Linked DNA regions of Homo sapiens: region 2 is linked to region 1. The links are chromatin loops, found by intact Hi-C in ENCODE. Cell type or tissue: Calu3. All regions are shown on one strand. Each heading gives the region's core, and the rest is flanking DNA. Links, peaks and the distances in the headings are about the cores only.

Region 1 (9,440 bases), core at 827-8,826:
ATTCTCACATCAAACTTGTGAACTATGTATTATTGTCGTCTTATTTTATAGAGGAGAAAATGGAAGCACAGTGGGGTTAAGTGAGTTTGCACCATGCTACACTACACTCTTTCAATCTGTACCATACCATATGCCATATGGTGTACTTTATATGCCCAGGTGTCACCTCTTCCAGGAAGCCTTTCAGACCTGCCACAGGCAGGGGTAGGTAACACCTCTCTATGCTTTTATAACATCCTGGCCCAACTCTGCAGACATATTCCATTTAGCATCTATTTGTTGAATGTGTATTAAGGGATTTCTAAAGAAGTGTTTGGCACATGTTTTGTTGAATCCCAGAGAAGCTAAGAACTTCCACTAAACTGACAACCCATAACTGTTCACAGAAAGGCAGCAGGTGAGTGAGTTTGCTGTGGCATGCTCTGTGCACATTTATGCCATCTCCTGGTCACTTCTGCTTCCTTCTCTGATATCCTCAGACCTCCCCTTTGATCACCTCATCTGCATCATTGCTTGGTCCCAATGTCAAAGCCACTGTTGAAGTTTGCTGTGTCTACTACTTTTTTCTCATTTTTGGAAATGAAAATAATGTTGGTTAAGTTCCTATCCTTTCGTGATGTTCTCACTCTTTGTGTGTCCTCAAAGCCCCGTTTTTGGGATGGAGTTCAATACCAGCCAAGGAATGAGAACTCAATTAGAAAAATGAAGCGTTCACTTATAGTACCCCAATCTCCCGGAGACGATTTTCCTGGCCAGAGAAGAAAAAGCAGTGGGGCGATTCAATTTCCCCTCACCATTTCCTAAGCATTACACCATTGGTCCCAATCAGTAGGCCACCTTCATATTCCCAATTCACCCTGATTCTTCTATTCACAATAATTGGACTGTGGAGATATGGGTAAGTGTGGTCTGAATTATTCAACTTGACAAATAGGTTCCTGGGAAGAAGCTGTGGTTTGACTGGGACTCTGGAAGGTGGGTTAGGGCTAGGGTCTCACTGAGGACTGTACATTGCAAAGCATGGAGCCGAAGGACGTCTGAAAACTGTGCGGTGTAGAAAGTTGGAAGTGAGTGGAACAGCCAGCCCTCCCCACATAACCTGGCTCTGCTGCAGTCACGTCTCACCCCACTCACTCCACATCCTCTGGGACCCAGTTACCTTGAGCTCCCTTTATGCCCCTTGCTCCCTGCTCTCCCTTCCCTTGGCTAACTCAGCTTCTGTCCAGTCTCAGCTGAAAGGCCAGTGTCTCCAAAGATCCTCTTCAAAGATTCTCTAAAATTCCTCTTACAGGTTAGAGTGCTGGCTATATTTCCTCATGGGGTCCTGCCTTCCCCTAGCAATGCACTTGTTACACTTAGTAGTCATGAGTATAAGCCATGGTTTGACTTCCTTATTAGTTTATAAGCTGCATAAAGGAGAGAGAATGGCTGTGTCTTGCTTGTCATTTTATCCTTCACTGTAGTGCCTGAAACAGGAGAAGCACTCATTAAATATCTGTTGAATAAATGAATGAACTCTAGAGCACCACTCTAAAGTGAGTGTAAACAAAGATAGCCACTCCATACAAAGTCACAGGCCAGAAGACACTGTCAGTAGGGCAGCAGCAATAGCCTATGCATTTGTTAGTTTCTATGCCCCGAAATGTGTGTTTAATAAATGAAAGAGTATTGATTTCACTGTGCTTGGCGTTTGAACCACCATATCCCCCCAAATTAAGTAAACCTCTAATGGAGTAAAACACTTTCTCCCCAAGAATCAGAATGGCCTCTGCTAATAAATTTTGGCAAGTGCTGGATCACAGATAAAAAATTAGAGTTTTCCCCGCTTCAAAGCACTTCCTTGAGGATGCACTGAATCACAGTGAATGGTCAATTGAACCACTAGCAGGCCCATTAGAAAGTGGGTTGTCAGAGACTCGTATTACGTAGGATTAATATTAGGCATCTCTGTCTCAGCCCAGTGAAAGGCCTCAAGTGTCCTTGGAATTTCAGCGACCTTTTCCCATCAATGATGACATTGTTCTCCAGGCTCGATGGCTTAATTCATAGGAAATGCAACACACTCCTCATCATGATTGCCCACCACATCTGGGATGGGGTCTGGGGGCCTGGGAATACTGAGCTTCAGACACAAAAATGTTACATTTCCCTTGCATAAACTTCCCAGGCTTTGGGAGCTCCTGAGTGTTTTTTTTCTGAATATCTCGACAATCTTCCCAGGGGTCTTAGCTGAGAATTAGGAGGCAATTGCACAAGTTCTAGGAGCCTAGCAGGTCTTAAACCTGTCATCAGCAGGCTCCTCTGATCCAACAGGGTGTAGCTGCAGTTGACAAAATCACCTAGAAGTTAGGCAATATTAGTAGGATCCAAAGCCCATAGATACCATTTTCATTTGGGGAAATCACAATATCACTAATGGGTTGTTGGCATGTTTGTTTCTAAATCTTCTTTATACCCTTAAGAGTTGGCTATTGGTTAGCTTTCATTTTACAGATGAGGGGGCTGGGGTTCAGGATGCACAGCAATTAAATGGATTGCTGGGATTCAAATGTAGGTCTGCCTGATTTCAAACAGCAGAGTGAGTGGTGATGGTACCTATTGAACGCCTAGTTGTATTACACAATGTACTAGGGGTTTTAGATTCTTTTTCTTGTGTATTTCTCATTGCAACCTTGTGATGCAGAAACTGAAGCTAAGACAAGTTTGTTACTTTTGTTATGGTGCAATGCAGCATTACTAGGCAAAATTGGCAGCCAAAGCAGGGAAAATGAGTGACTGGGTGGTGCAGAATGAGTGATCTGTAGGCTGGTGAGAGGAAGGCCTAGGTTGGAGAGGGAGTGAGGGCAGTCTGTAAAAGCAAGGATGGGTCTTATTTAAGGTGAGTCTTCTGCCTGGAGAGTGACTGGCACTCAGAATATGTCTTCTGAATAGATGTGTGAATGCTAGCAGGAGGCTGGTGGGCAGGGAAGGTCCTGGAGGATCCAGTGGGGTCTAACAGAGAGTCTTCATTTGGCCACACTTTAATCAGTCTTCTAAACCTTCTCCTAGGCCTATCTGTGCTCTTTGTTATAAAATCTAGTTTTAGCAAGAATGCTACTAAGTCAGTTTTGAAAGAACTCCCTGCCCTCAATACCTGATCCCTCTTGATATCTGGTAGGTTCCTCATCCTGCACCACCAGGTGATGACTAACCACTGTAGTCTATCTTCAGCAAGAATCCTGTTAGGTCAGTTTTGCCAGAAATCCCCCTTACCCTTGATGTTTCTGCTTAGCAATTTTCCATCTTAGCAATTTTCCATCAGGTGGCATGACTGCCACCCTGCTTTCTGGCTATAAATTCCCACTTGCCCCTGCTGTATTAGGAGTTGAGCCCAATCTCTCTACCCTACTGCAACCTCCCATTGCAGTGGTCCCTCTATGCGTATGGTAATTGTCCTGGATAAAGTCTGCCTTACCAATCTTTAACAAGTATCACTGAATAACTTTTCTTTAACAGGCCTTAAAGCATTAGTTTTGAGAGTGAGCTGCTAGGAATTGAGATCCTAGAGTGGAATGGTGGACTTTAAGGGTCTTAGAGGGGGAGACATTTGCAATGATGACAAGAACCAATGTGGGGTCATGAGCCGGGCAGCTGCAGAGACATGTGGCAATGGCCCCTGGCACTGAGGAGCAAGAGGCTAAAGAGGGCATAGCCTGGGGTGACTCCTTCCACTCATTTCCTGAGTATTTCACACTCTTCTGGGTGGTTGGTGTACACAGGGGTAGGATGGATGTGAATCCTCACTTTAAAGAGCCAAGTGTCAGGTTTCTCCAAAGCTCAGTTTCCAAAAGGGAGACAAGGCTGTAAACATCTTTATATCAAGGTCCGCTTTGCTCCTGTAATGTTAGTGCTGCCTGTGGTGTGTAACCAGGAAGCTCAGATGTGGGTGGTGGTGCCTCCCACTGTGGCTTTCTCTGGATTCAGTGGAAGGTAAAGACAGAGTTAGTTCATAAGTACATTTTCTTTTTCATCCAGGCTCTGCCTTTACCCAATCAGCTCTGGCTTCCTGCAGCACAGATCTGGGCTGTAATAGATCTGGCCTTATTTTATTTTTTATTAAGTTCATGAACTTTAGAGGAAGGAACTTGAAAAAAATGGTCTCATTACCTCAGGAATGAAGGCTCAAACTTCTTTTAATGCCAGACGTTGGCGTGGTCTTGCTTGTTATAGCCACAAATAATCCTGGTGGAAAATTGCAACAGAGTGGCCAGGCACAAACAGGATGGCTTCTTGGGGTGAAGCAGGTGGGGTGGAGGAAGTGGAGGTCAGTGAAGGGTCAACCTAAAATGGAAAAGATCCTGAAGTTGAGGCTTGTAGATTTCAACTATGGCTAGCCATTCGTATAGATTGGCTGTGGGAGGGCCAAATCTACCATTGACCCTTCCAGATGCTAGGATTCTGGGAAGAGCTTGGGCCTGGATTCAGATGGACCTGATTCAAATTCCCATGCGGCTACTTATTATAAGGTACATGACAGTTTACAATTTTTCCGAACCCCTTGTGCTTCAGTTTTCCATGTCTGTAAAATGCAGAAACTATCTACCTTGCAGGATTGTTAAGGGGATTAGAGGAGAACATAGGAAAGTTGTCAGGCTCTGGGTCTATAGACGAAAATGTGGTACAAGCAACATTCTTTAGTAAAAGATCTCCTTGCATAACCCAGGGCAACAGTTCCCACGGTTTAATTGTTAACTGACCAGGAGGCTGACCACGGTGCTGGAATCTCCCTCCTCTGCAAAGGGTTGTTGGAGGAGTGCTGAACATCAGGGCCCAAAGATCATTGTTTGCCAAAATTCTCTGATGATGAGAATCTCCTGAGGGTGTTTGTTAAATATTACAAGTTTCTGGCTTCATCCCAGACCCATTGAATAAGAAGCTCTAGGAGGACCAGGAACCTGTGTTTTTAATAAGAGGCCCTGATAATTCCTATCATCAGGGAATTTGGGGAAACACAGTTATTGCTTACTGCACTTCTGAATGATTGGTGTTAGGAAGCTAGTTTTTGTCTCTGTGTGAGTAAAATACATATTTTTGACACAGATGACCTCCAAGGTTTGGATTTATTAAATTTCTTAAACCTTGTATTTGACTGAATTTAGGGGAAGAATGCATCATGTTTTTAGGGGAAAGACACTCTGTCATTGCTCCCTGCCTTTGCCGTTGCTGTTCTTCCTGCTTGAAATTCTCCACCTGTCTCGTCTACCTGGCAGTTCTTGCTCCTTCTTCAACAGCCGGATCAAGACATTTCCTCTGCAAACCTTTCATGATTCTTGCTTCTTCCTCTATGTTCCCTTTGTGACTTTGTGATATGACAAGTGATTATAAGATGAACCATTTCATATTATGTGTTTGTTTTTGTGTTTCTTCCCACACTAGCTTATACTTATAGGGGTCAAAAAGAGTCACAGTACCTATATTTGAATCTTATGAGTCAGGTCCGGCAAAACACTTGAATAGAGAGTTGAAAGAGTAAGCGTCGTCCGGATTAAAATAAAAAAGGTGATTCCCAGTGAACAGCAGGTGCAAAAGTGTGGATGTCAAAGAAAAACAGTTTCTTTTCCCCCATCTTGAACCATTTTTAATGAGAAAAATCTTTTTTTTTTTTTGAGATGGGATCTCGCTCTATCACCCAGGCTAGAGTGTAGTGGCATAATTATAGCTCACTGCAGCCTCAACCTCCTGGGGTCAAGCAATCCTCCCACCTCAGTCTCTGAAGTAGCTTGGACCACAGGTGTGTGCCACTACGCCTGGCTAATTTTTTAATTTTTTGTAGAGATGGGGTTTTGCCATGTTGCCCAGGCTGGTCTCAAACTCCTGGGCTCAAGTAATCCTCTTGCCTTGGCCTCTCAAAATGCTGGGATTACAGGCATGAGTCACTGCACCTGACTTGAGAAAATCATTTTTGCAATGATAACTTTTGAGGTCTTGAACATTTTTTAGTAAGGCCATGATTGGTAGTTTTTCATTACGATTTAGTTACAAAGGCCAGAAAAGGGACTATTCTAATTCTGAAAATAATGTTTTTAATTGTTAAAATTAAAAACAGCCCAAATTAGTCCTTAAATAACCCATACACTGGATGGCTTTGCAAAGTGTGATATGATTCTGAAAGTGTGTGAAAGGCTTTGGCTTCGGACATACCTGGTCACATCATGTCTTTTCTCCCTCTCACTGGGTGGCCTTGAGCAAGTTACTTAGATTCGTTATGCCTCAGTTTTCCATGTGTAAAATAGAAAATGAACATCCTTCTGCTTTCCTTCTATCCTTTCAAAATTGAAAGAGGAAATTAAAAAATAAAAATAATAAAGATTTTTAAATAACCCTGATAGGCTGGAGCACTGGACTAACACTACTTAGATAAAATTTTAAAAAGATAAATATTGGCTGGGCGTGGTGGCTCATGCCTGTAATCCTAGAACTTTGGGAGGCCGAGGCAGGCGGATCATGAGGTCAGGAGATCGAGACCAGCCTGGCTAACATGGTGAAACCCCGTCTCTACTAAAAATATAAAAATTAGCTGGGTGTGGTAGTGCGGGCCTGTAATCCCAGCTACCTGGGAGGCTGAGGCAGGAGAATGGCTTGAACTCAGGAGGTAGAGATTGCAGTGAGCCGAGATCGCGCCACTGTACTCTAGCCTGGGTGACAGAGTGAGACTCTGTCTCAAAAAATAATAATGATAAAATAAATATATAAATATTAAGTCTGGAATTCACATACATAATAGAAATACTGGCTTGAAGTGAATTAATTTGGTAGCAGCTCATGTCAGAAGCACTCTCCAAAATTATTAGAAATTAAGTTCAATCACTCCAATGGGTTAATGGGACACTAAAAAGGTACTTTTTCCTCTGGCATTATAACTAGATTGGTAAGAAATTTGATGTGTGATGTGATGTGTTATCAGGGAAAGGCAGGTGGGAACCCTCATGCACTGCTGTGGGGAGTAGTGCAGTCGTTCTGGAGAACGGTCTGGTACTACTAAACAGGTGAATTTGTGTATGCCCATCACTCATCAGTCTCACCCTTGGTTTGTGGCAAATTTTACAAATTAGTTCACCCAACTTCCTTCTCCCTCACCATAGAACATGGTTTCCTGCACACTAGGGGACGCAAAGGTAAAAATCAATATTTTCCAGATGTCTTTATTGCTCAGGGTCCATTTATTGAATTTTACCCTTTTATCCCCTAGTGTGCAGGAAACCGTGTTCTAAGGTTGTACAAAGCATGCATGTGATGTTTGGAAAGTGCAAGTGATTATCATGAGGCGGAGACCTTGCCTTTGCTGCTTCTGCTGTTTTTGCTAGTATGCGTAATCACAAAGACTTTAAATTGCTGCAATTTATTTTTTGGAAGATGTAGCAAAGGTTCTAGTGTCCGTTTCTAACATGGTGGCATTGAGAAGCTGGACATTGGACATCCCTTTTACTAGTTGTGATGGCAGTAGAGGTGGTGTTGATTTCCAAGCCCCATAGCCCTCCAATGGTGGCAGAAGCCATTGCTTCTTGGTGTACCAGTTTAGTTGTGTATTTCTGGGGGTTATTCTTGGAAGCTCAGTCAAGATATTACTTTGTTTTGGCCACTTAAAAATGAATAATTCTTTTACACAACATGGTAACTATAGTCAATAATAATGTATTGTATATAGACATACCTCATTTTATTGCACTTCGCTTTAGTGTACTTTGCAGATTTTGTATTTTGTACAAATCACAGATTTATGGCAACCAAGTCTAATGGTTCCATTTCTCCAGTAGCATGTGCTCACTTCATGTCTGTGTCACATTTTGGTAATTCTCAAAATATTTCAAACTTGTTTATTATTATTATATCTCTTAGGGTAATCTGTGCTCAGTGATTTTTGCTGTTACTGTTCTGGTTATTTTGGGGCACCATGAACCTCATCCATATAAAATGGTGAATGTAATCAATAAATGTGTGCGTTCTCCATTGCTTCAAAGAGAATAAAATACCTAGGAATTCAACTTACAAGGGATGTGAAGGACCTCTTCAAGGAGAACTACAAACCACTGCTCAACGAAATAAAAGAGGATACAAACAAATGGAAGAACATTCCATGCTCATGGATAGGAAGAATCAATATCGTGAAAATGGCCATACTGCCCAAGGTAATTTATAGATTCAATGCATCCCCATCAAGCTACCAATGACTTTCTTCACAGAATTGGAAAAAACTTCTTTAAAGTTCATATGGAACCAAAAAAGAGCCCGCATTGCCAAGTCAATCCTAAGCCAAAAGAAAAAAGCTGGAGGCATCATGCTACCTGACTTCAAACTATACTACAAGGCTGCAGTAACCAAAACAGCATCATACTGGTACCAAAACAGAGATGTAGACCAATGGAACAGAACAGAGCCCTCAGAAATAATACCATGCATCTACAATCATCTGATCTTTGACAAACCTGACAAAAACAAGAAATGGGGAAAGGATTCCTTATTTAACAAATGGTGCTGGGAAAACTGGCTAGCCATATGTAGAAAGCTGAAACTAGATCCCTTCCTTACACCTTATACAAAAATTAATTCAAGATGGATCAAAGACTTAAATGTTAGACCTAAAACCATAAAAACCCTAGAAGAAAACCTAGGCAATACCATTCAGGACATAGGCATGGGCAAGGACTTCATGTCTCAAACACCAAAAGCAATGGCAACAAAAGCCAAAATTGACAAATGGGATCTAATTAAACTAAAGAGCTTCTGCACAGCAAAAGAAACTACCATCAGAGTGAACAGGCAACCTACAGAATGGGAGAAAACTTTTGCAATCTACTCACCCGACAAAGGGCTAATATCCAGAATCTACAAAGAACTCAAACAAATTTACAAGAAAAGAACAAACAACCCCATCAACAAGTGGGTGAAGGATATGAACAGACACTTCTCAAAAGAAGACATTTATGCAGCCAACAGACACATGAAAAAATGCTCACCATCACTGGCCATCAGAGAAATGCAAATCAAAACCACAATGAGATATCATCTCACACCAGTTAGAATGGCGATCATTAAAAAGTCAGGAAATGACAGGTACTGGAGAGGATGTGGAGAAATAGGAACACTTTTACACTGTTGGTGGGACTGTAAACTAGTTCAACCATTGCGGAACACAGTGTGGCGATTCCTCAGGGATCTAGAAGTAGAAATACCATTTGACCCAGCAATCCCATTACTGGGTATACACCCAAAGGATTATAAGTCATGCTGCTATAAAGACACATGCACACGTATGTTTGTTGCGGCACTATTCACAATAGCAAAGACTTGGAACCAACCCAAATGTCCATCAATGATAGACTGGATTAAGAAAATGTGGCACATATACACCATGGAATACTATGCAGCCATAAAAAGGATGAGTTCATGTCCTTTGTAGGGAC
Region 2 (9,440 bases), core at 1,073-9,072, 100 kb before region 1:
TTCAGAAACACCAAAGATTCCTTTTCCAGCAAGCATGAATGACAGAAGGGAACACCTAAACCGTATTTCTCTTGTAGTTAAGGCTGACTAGGGACTGCGTTATATAAGATGAAAAATACTACTGGTTTGCTTTGCCCTTTTCCCTAGCGCTTATAGTGAAGTAATCTTTTTTGAGCCCTGGCTCATAGGCTGGTGCACGGGTCTCACTTAATAATTAAAGGTACATTTCGGAAACACGCTAAGCATCTCCCCTGCGGTCTCCCTAAGCCTAGTCCTGTCCCCAGCACTGCTTTAAAGGGGAAACTCACTGTTTGCTTCCGTTTCATGGGTTGGATCTGAGCTACTTGGTATGACCCATTCGGTGCTATTTTCCATACTACTTTTGTTTCACGCTGCTTTCAAATCCATTGCTTCCGTTTCAATTTCTGGACTTGCCCTGCCCTTTGACCCTGAAAATCATCTTTATTTTGTTTGCCACCACTGGGGTTTCCTCTCAACCCTGAATTCTGGTCGCTTTGGTTTGGCCTGTGCCTGGGACCCAATCAGCCTCAGCAGTCTCCTGACCCCAGAGATATCTCACTGGGTCCCTGCAAGCCCCAGGAGCTGTAACTAAGGTAAAGAATAGTACACTTAGCACGATGACTTCCAGGTTCATCTGCGTTTTCGAAAACGACAGGATTTCCTTCTTTTTGTTTTGTTTTGTTTTGTTTTGTTTTAAGGCTGAATAGTTTACCATTGTGTACATATACCACACTTTCTTCATCCATTTATTTATTGATGGCCACTTAGGTTGTTTCCGTATCTTGGCTTTTGTGAATAACGCGGCATGCTAAAAAGGAGTAGATTTTAAATGTTCTCACCACAAAGAAAGGGTAAGTATGTGAGGTGATGGATACGTTAACTAGCCTGATTTGATCATTCTACAATGTAAAAATGTATCAAACTTCACACTGTATGCCATACATATTTGCAATTATTATTTGTAAATTAAAAAAAATAAAAGAACAAAACAATTGGCCACTCAGTCAGCTCCATTCAACTCACACTCCAGGGTGTAGTGTCTTCCTCAAGCTCTAAGGAGACGTGTTTACACAACATCCAGGCATATTTTCTGACATTTCCAGGGTACCTGGCACTGTGCTAGGCTAGGGTTTTAAGGAAAAGGGGGTGGGCTTGTCCTCTTTTCTTTTCTTCCTGCCTCCTTTTTTCCCCTCCCTCCCTCCCTCCCTTCCTTCCTTCCTCCCTCCCTCCCTTCTTTCCTTCCTTCCCTTCCAATGATATAATTCTTCCCACTTCTCTAGGCTTGTGCCCATGGAGGAATTCACTAGGAGACTAAATTCCACTTTCAGGCTGCCTGCAAAACTCCCACTGCTGTCAGGGAGATTTCTGGGCCTTTAATGAGGGGAGAATTTGATTCTAAGACTTCTTGTTAAGATAAAGACCTGGCTGGTTTATTAACTCTATCCAGCTGGGGTACGGACTCACAGACAAATAATTAAACATTCCCTGCCTAAGAAAGTCAGGGTCTCAGAGAAAACCTGGGCTGGATCCGGTGGGAAAGGGGAAAAGGATTATCCCTTACCCCTGTACCAAGAATCATTTCCTGAAAGCCTAAAGCTGGTGGGCCTTTTCCTCTCCAGAAGAACTTTTCTTTCTCTCCTCTCCACATATCTGGATCTAATCTTAAATTGCATCCTAGAATATCAGAGTTCATTTATTCAACAAATATTTATTGGATACCTACTGTGTGCCGGAGACTTTGCTAGGCTTGGGGTGGTAATGGGAGTACTTAGAGGACTTCCTGGTCATTAATACCAGGTTATACAGGAAGAGACTGGGGCCCCAAGGGAAGAAGTCACATATCTGGGACAACAGGTTTAGTGAGGTTGTGGGCCCACTCTCACTCCCATAAAATGCTTCCCCTCCACCCTCCCTGTTTTCTCCTGGGAGTTTGACTCTCCTTAGGGCACCTCTGAGTTTTAGCTGCGGGATTGCAAGTTTCCTGAATGTGGAACCATGCCTGTCACCTCTTGGCTGGCCTTTCAAGCCACTCAGGAATCTCAGTACCTGCATTGACTCATTCAAAAATATTTGAATACATATTCAAACAGAAATTTTTAGTTCAAGGGCTCAATGCCTGGAAGTTAGTAATAATTTAATGTTTGGATAATTCATAGTAACTGATATTAATAACAATAACTAATCTTTTCTCAGCCTTCTAGTATGAAAAATATGTTCTCACATATCTGCATATTAACTCTCATGATTGCCCTGGCATTAAGTATTATTATTTACTTTTTTGTTAAGGTGAAGAACTTGAGACTCAGAAAGGACTTTCTTAAATTCTTTCAGCAAATAGTGGAATGGAGACTTGAATACTGAGTGTCAACCTTGTGACCATCCTATTGTATTGTACTGTTGTGCACAAATAAAACCCCAAAAGTGTGATGCAAGTGTGCAGGTAAACCATCTATTAAAATAGTGGGAATTTGATGAAAGAGGTCATGCAAGAGGAAGGGTTTAAATTGTCTTAGAGATTCCTGTACTCATATGTTTATGGCAGCACTGTTCACAATAGCAAATATATGGAATCAACCTAAGTATCCACCAATGCATGATTGGATAAAGAAAATGTGGTATATATACACAGTAGAACACTATTCAACCATAAAAATGAATAAAATTATGTCTTTTGCAACAACACAGATGGAACTGGAGGCCATTATCTTAAGTGAAACAAATCAGACACAGAAAGACAAATACCACATGTTCTCATTTGTAAGTAGGAGATAAATAATATAGACACATGGACATAGAGTGTGGAATGATGGACATTGGAGACTGGGAAAGGTCTGAAGGTGGGAGGAGGGTGGATAATGAGAAATTACTTAATGGGTACTGATATGGTTTGGCTCTGTGTCCGCCCTCAAATCTTACCTTGAATTGTAATAATCCCCACATGTCATGGGAGGGACCTGGTGGGAGGTAATTGAATCATGGGGTTGGTTTTCCCCATGCTGTTCTCATGGTAGTGAATAAGTCTCACAAGATCTGATGGTTTTATAAGGGGAGTTCCCCTGCATATGCCCTCTTGCCTGCCACCATGTAAGATGTGACTTTGCTCCTCCTTTGCCTTCCGCCGTGATTGTGAGGCCTCCCCAGCCATGTGGAACTGTGAGTCAATTAAACCTCTTTCCTTTATAAATTACCCAGTCTTGGGTATGTTTTTATTAGCAGCGTGAGAACAGACAAAGAAATGTACAATCTATGTTACTGGAGTGATGAATAGCCTAAAGGCCCTGACTTGACCACTACATGATCTATGCATGTAACAAAATTACACTTGTACCCCATAAATTTATACAAATAAAAAATAAAATAAAACACAATGAGATACCATTGCACCCTAGCGTGGTTAAAAATAAAAAGACAAATAATACCAAGGGTTGGCAGAGAAGTGGAACCTGGAATTTCCATGCATTGCTAGTGCTAATGGAGAATGGTACAGCACTTTGGAACCTATTTGTCAGTTTCTTTGAGAATTAAACATACACTTACCATAGGACCTAGCAATCCCAGTCCTGAGCTTTTACTCAAGAGAAAAATGAAAGCATAGAAAAATAAAATAATATCTGTATATGAGTGCTCATGGCAGTTTTACTCACAATAGCTCAAAAGTGGAAACAATCCAAATGCTCATCACCTGGTGATTGGTTAAATACATTTCAGTGCATCCATACAATGGGAAAGATGGCCTTTTAATTAAATGGTGCTGGAACAATTGGATAACAATTTTAATGTGATAAAAAGGAAGGAACTGCTGATACTTGTAACAGCATTGATGAATCACAAAAACCTGATGCTAAGGGAAGGCAACCAGACACAAAATTATTCTAATAATGATGAACTTCTGGAAAAGGCAAAACCATAGCAGCTGAAATTGGTGAATGGTTGCCTGGGACTGGCTATGGTAGGGAATTCACTGTAAGAGAGTATCGATGTTACTTTTGGGGGAGAGGAAAGTGTGCTATATCTTGTTTGTGTTGGTGGTTACATTATTGTACATATTTGTCAAAACTCATTGAATTGTACATAAAATTGGTGAATTTTATTGCGTTAAATTATGTCATAAAGCTAATTTTAAAATAAATAAATTGTCTTAGAAGGAGGAACAGTGTTCAGAAGAGAGGTTAATAATTAAATATGTGTGTGTGTATGTGTGTGTGTGCATGCATGCTCATGTGTGTAGAGGGGAAAGATGTGTGTATGTGTGTGTGTGTGTTTGCTTAGGCCATTCCAGAAGGAGGCAATAACCTAAGTGGGCCTTGCATGAAGCATGGTATGTTTGTTGAATGATGAGTTTGAAGTCCTAAGCTGGAAGGTGTATTCATGAGGCAAGCCAGTGAGCAGGAAGTGGGAAGGAGACAGGCCCAGGGGTGGTTTGTGTGGGGTGGATAGGATCCAAATCTCCATTTGGTAATTTACTAGCTATATGACTTTGGGCAAATTATTTATCTCAGCTTGTTTCCTCTTCTTTAAAATAAGCATAATACTTAGCTACTGCAAGGTGGTTGCAAGGATTAAATGTCACTATGCATGTCAACAGCATAGTTGGCCCATTCCCAGATGATTTTAGGTGTTCAAGATAAATTAGTACTTGCTCTTCAACCATAAAAGGGGCTTTGTGATGCAAAGTCTATAAGGAAGCTTAGCACCAGTCATGAAGCATAAAGGAGTATGAATAGTGTCCCCAAACTGGGAAAGGTTGGTGGTTTGTGAGACATAAAGAAATAATTTTTGTGTTTACTTTCGTTTGTTCATTTGTTTTAGAAAATTGTGGTCAAGATAGGTAATAAATCAGAGTCTGGAGGCAGACCAGGTTGGGGGTACTTAAAGGACATACATGAGAAGAGAAATTCTTGTGATATAGTAGAAGAATGAAGGGGAAAGGTAGGGACAGGGCATGAAACAACAACCATCAACATTTACTGAGTATTTCCTATGTGCCAGGCATTGTTCTAAATGCTTTAAAGCCTGAGCTCATTTAACACATCAGATGAATTAACTTGTCCAGTACTCACATCACACCTGAGGTGGAAGCTGCTCTTATGTGTATCTGGAAGTAAGGAAACTGAGGCACAGCCAGGTGAAGGTGCGTGCAAAGAATGCATGCATCTACCTCAATTTACTTTTAAAATGGATTTAAAAAGTCCTTAAAGAAACATGCTCTCATTATAGAAAATTCAAAAAAGATTTCCATCTCTACGGTTCTCTTATATTCAATTTATGTTGGTGCGTTTTCTTTGAGAGTGTTTTAGATTATTTTACTCTCTACTTATATGTAATTACAATCATGGTGTGCATTTATATATATCAGGAGCATATTGCTTCTTGTCTTCATGACTATAGTTTTAAATGGTGGTTTAATATTTCATTAAGTGGGTATATTAGAACTATTTTTTTCTGCTAATATGAACATCTTGGGACAGAAATCTTTGACAGCAACTCTTATTATGTTTTAAAGATGCATTTCCTGAGGTTGAATTACTGAATGAAATAGAGTGGCCAATTTCATGGCTCTTCATTCATATTGCCAATTTGCTTTTCCCACAGGGTTGAACACATTTATAGTATCCTGAACAACGCAGGAGGCTATGAATTTAATTACATCCTTGCCAGCATTGTGTGTTTTTATTTTTATTTTTTTGTTAAATTTATTAGGGAAATATGGTAGACTGTGTGAATTTTAATTTGCATCTTTTTACTTATTATTGGGATTGATCATTTTCTCTCACATGAGGTCCCTCTTTCATGATTTAAAAAACTTTTTGGTGAGTGTAATTTTTTCAAAACAAACATTTGCATGTTAGGATAAATGAAGTACATAACGGGGCAAAGAGGGGGTAAACTTGCAGACCAGGAGATTTTTGAGCCTAGAAAACTGGAAGAAAGGCCACCCCCAGCCTAAACAAACAGAGGGGAGGCAGGAGTCATTGGTAGAATACTTGGAACCTGTTTCAGTGCTGTCCAGAAAGTGGTGAGTCTTGCCATCCTCTGGTTAATATCTTCTTTTTCCTTTTTATTACACAAATAAAGTATGTTCATTGCAGAAAAAAATAAAAATAAGGACAAAGAAATAAAAATCAGCCATATTTCCACCATTCAGACAATCCTTTAACATTTCATTGTATACTCTCTCCCTCTTTGTATAGAAAATATAACACACATACACCTCTATATAATAGTGTCTCTTTTGAGCTTTCTTCTCTTAACCATGAATTTCTTGCTCTTCCTTCCTTCCATTTCCCTGTCACTCTCTCTCACAGCTCAAATGCCTTTGATCTTGTAGTTGTTTGCACTTCCTTATTCAGAATTGCTTAAGAGACTTGAGACCTTGGGTCACATCTTCAAGGTCCTATGGGAGTCCTTATGGAATCTGAACCAAGCCACACAGTTGGCCACAGTTATTTCTGTGTCTTTTTTCAAACCTGACTCTATTTGTTATCATGTGCTTCTGACTGGCAGAGGGCAACTTGGCTAGATCTGGAAGGACAAACACAAGATAAATCTCATGTGTGTGCTCATAGTCATCGTGACTTCTTTGAAGAAGATCTGTGTAATCTAGTAGATATTCTCCAAAAAAGTGATAAAAAAAAGTTCATGTCGGACTGATCTCAACACTTCTATTATTGACTTCCATTATTGAAAAATTAAAGTTTCAAGGGCAGCTCTCTTCATAGGCTCAATTTATGAAAGGGGAGCCTCATTCTGTTCTTATGTCTCCTTCATTTCTTCTTAGCCTTTTAAAAATTTGGTCTATAGGGATAGATGGGTTCTAATGAGGCTCAGCAGGCCACCAGCTCCTAAATTCCTTGTCAGAGGCAGAATTTTGGATGGAACACTTATGTGCTTATTATATGATAAACTCGTTTGTATACATTTAACCACTCTAGATTCTCCAATCTTTCCAAACTTCAGTTACTGTATCTGTAAAAGTAGAAATAATAATGCCTATTTTGTAGATTTGCCATGGGAATAAATGGTAGAGAGAAGGTAAAAGCTTAGTCCAGGAACTGGCTCAAAGAAGGCACCTCATATATGGCAGCTCTTATTACATAAGGGGTTGCAATGGTGATTTCACCCTAGCACTGATCATGACCTGCAGTTGTGTTGGAAGCTCCTCTGGGAGAAGGATAGCCTACAAAGTATGCAAGATGATTTACACAGGCCATCCCATCTAATCTGTCTGCCATCCTACTAGATAAATTATTACCCTCCATTTTATGGATTCATTTATTCATTCAACAAATATTTATAAAGCACCTCCTGCGTGCGAGGCACTATTTCAGAATGTTGGAGGCACAGATGTTGGTGAACAGAGCAAAGCCCCTGTTCTCATGGAGCTTACATTCAGGTTGAAGGAGACAGGTGACAAGTAAGTGAATGACTATTTCAAGGGGTGGTAAGATTATGAGGGAGGAGAGAGCAGGACATGGAAGATAGCGGAGCAGAACGGGGGAGGCTGCTATTATACAGATCCATCTGTTTCTGTGAAAGGCAGATCAGAGGAGGCCTCCAGTAGTGTAAATCCGAGCAGAGACCTGAAATTAGTGAGAGAGTGAGCCATGCTGATAACCCACGGAGGCACGCTCTGGGCAGTAGGCCCTGCATCTGCAAGGGCTCGGAGGTGGGAACGCACTGGTTGGAGGCACAAGGAGGGCATTGTGGTTGGGATGGAGTGAGTGACAGGGAGTGCAGTGGGAGAAGAGGTGAGAGAAGAAGTACTGGCTGTGGGAGAAAATATTTAGTAGGGCCCTGCAGGGCATTGTGAGTTCTTTAGCTTTTACTGAGGGAAATAAGAAGTAGAGAAGTGACACATGATCTGACTTTGCAAAGTGTCACTATGGCTGCTGCATGAGAAAAGTCTTTAAGGGTGAGGGTGTGGAAGCAGGGAGACCAGCGAGGTGACTGTTGTAGTAATCTAAGCAAGGGATAATGGGAATGTGGATCTCGGTGCTAATGGGGTGGGTGGCACGAAGAGGTCAGGTTGGGGAAGGTAGAGCTGGCAGGCTTTGCTGACGGACTGGAAGGTGGGGGTGTAAATACAGTATGATGGTTTTAGACCTGAGTAACTGGTGGCATAGGAGTTGCCATTTTCTAAGATGGGGAACACAGGGTGGAGCAGGAATCAAGAGTTTGGTTGGGGCATGTTAAATTTGAGATGTCTGTTAATGGTCCAGTTGAGATGTTAGGTATGTACTTAAATATCAGAGCTTAGGGTTTTGGGGAGAGGTCTGGGCTAAACATTTGGAAGCCTTTTGCATATAACTAGTGTTTGTCATATAAATAATATTTAAGGCCATGGGTAAGATCGCCAAGGAAATGAGTACAGACAGAACAGAGAAGTGGCCCGAGGACTAAGCTGGTAGCATTTCAACATGGCACAGGTGAGGGAAACCTACGACCCATGAGAAAAATCAAAGCAAGGGGAGTCAAGCCATTTGCTTCACAGTGAGTAGCAGAGATGGAAATCCAAGCTCTATGGGTCTGACTCTGAAGTCTGTGTTATTAACCCCTCAGCAACACTCCAAATGCTGGAGCAAAGAGGTCTTTTCCTGGAGACATAAAACGTAGGTGGCTTGCCAGTCTCACCTCTCAATGCGCCAGGATTGCAAGCTAAGCCCTCAGGTTTGAGCAAATAAGATACTTCAGTTGCTGGTAGAACCAGACTACATCCATCAGTTCCAGCTGGTGCAGTACTCAAGGATCTCCAGGGAGCAAGAAAGGGCTAGTAATTAAGAAAGATTCCTTTCCTGAGCTGCACTGGGTCACAGTGACTGTCAGGGTTAAAAGATTGATGGCTTAATAAAGACCACCTGAAAAGGCAATTGACCAGCCAGGGAAAAACAATCATCGCCACCCACCCACTACCGGCAGAGTCTCCGTTGAGTCCCACCATGAAAGCAGAGCTGCTTGGAACTATCTGCACTCAATATCAGGATTGTTTGAACAATCCTCAAACAAGCATAAGATGCATTCCTTCATTAACTGGTAGTCTACTCTCTGCCCATTTCCTCGACTAGGTATGTCGAGATAAATAAGCAGTTCCCCTGCTCTTAGGAGTTCAGAATATTGCAGAGGCCATGATTATATTCAAGATTCTGAACAAGCCAAGCCCTCCATTTAAAAATGCTGCAGGTATGTATGTTTTAATCTTTTAAAACTTCACTTCTATAATGGTGTGGTGATTTAGAGCCCAGTATGTAGTAAATATTCAATAGGTTATTCACTGAATTTGAAGCATGTGTGGAGTCATAGAGAAAGGGCCCAGAATCAAGAATTAGGAGACCTGGCTGGGCGTGGTGGCTCATGCCTGTAATCCCAGCACTTTGGGAGGCTGAGGCGGGTGGATCACTTGAGATCAGGAGTTCGAGATCAGC

The links. Hi-C counts contacts between places; a loop is a spot of excess contacts. Peaks named below come from ENCODE experiments on the same cell type or tissue, not always from the same donor. Only the 100,000 strongest peaks of a DNase experiment are listed, where the experiment ranks them.
Region 2: a loop joins it to region 1, with 6 times the contacts of the local background. A loop is called at or near these places in 3 of 110 quality-filtered maps.

Annotation. Positions count from the first base shown.
Region 1 is chr1:56,280,453-56,289,892 of GRCh38, reverse strand. All of the region lies in intron 1 of LOC124904186 (a long non-coding RNA gene), which reads left to right. Among named protein-coding and RNA genes, the nearest start is that of LINC01767, 130 kb to the left of the region's middle. In Calu3, for the core only: no CTCF peak of the experiment used is centred there; DNase peaks (open chromatin) are centred at 3,202, 4,232 and 4,742.
Region 2 is chr1:56,382,503-56,391,942 of GRCh38, reverse strand. No RefSeq gene overlaps it. Among named protein-coding and RNA genes, the nearest start is that of LINC01767, 28 kb to the left of the region's middle. In Calu3, for the core only: no CTCF peak of the experiment used is centred there; DNase peaks (open chromatin) are centred at 1,552, 1,932 and 4,512.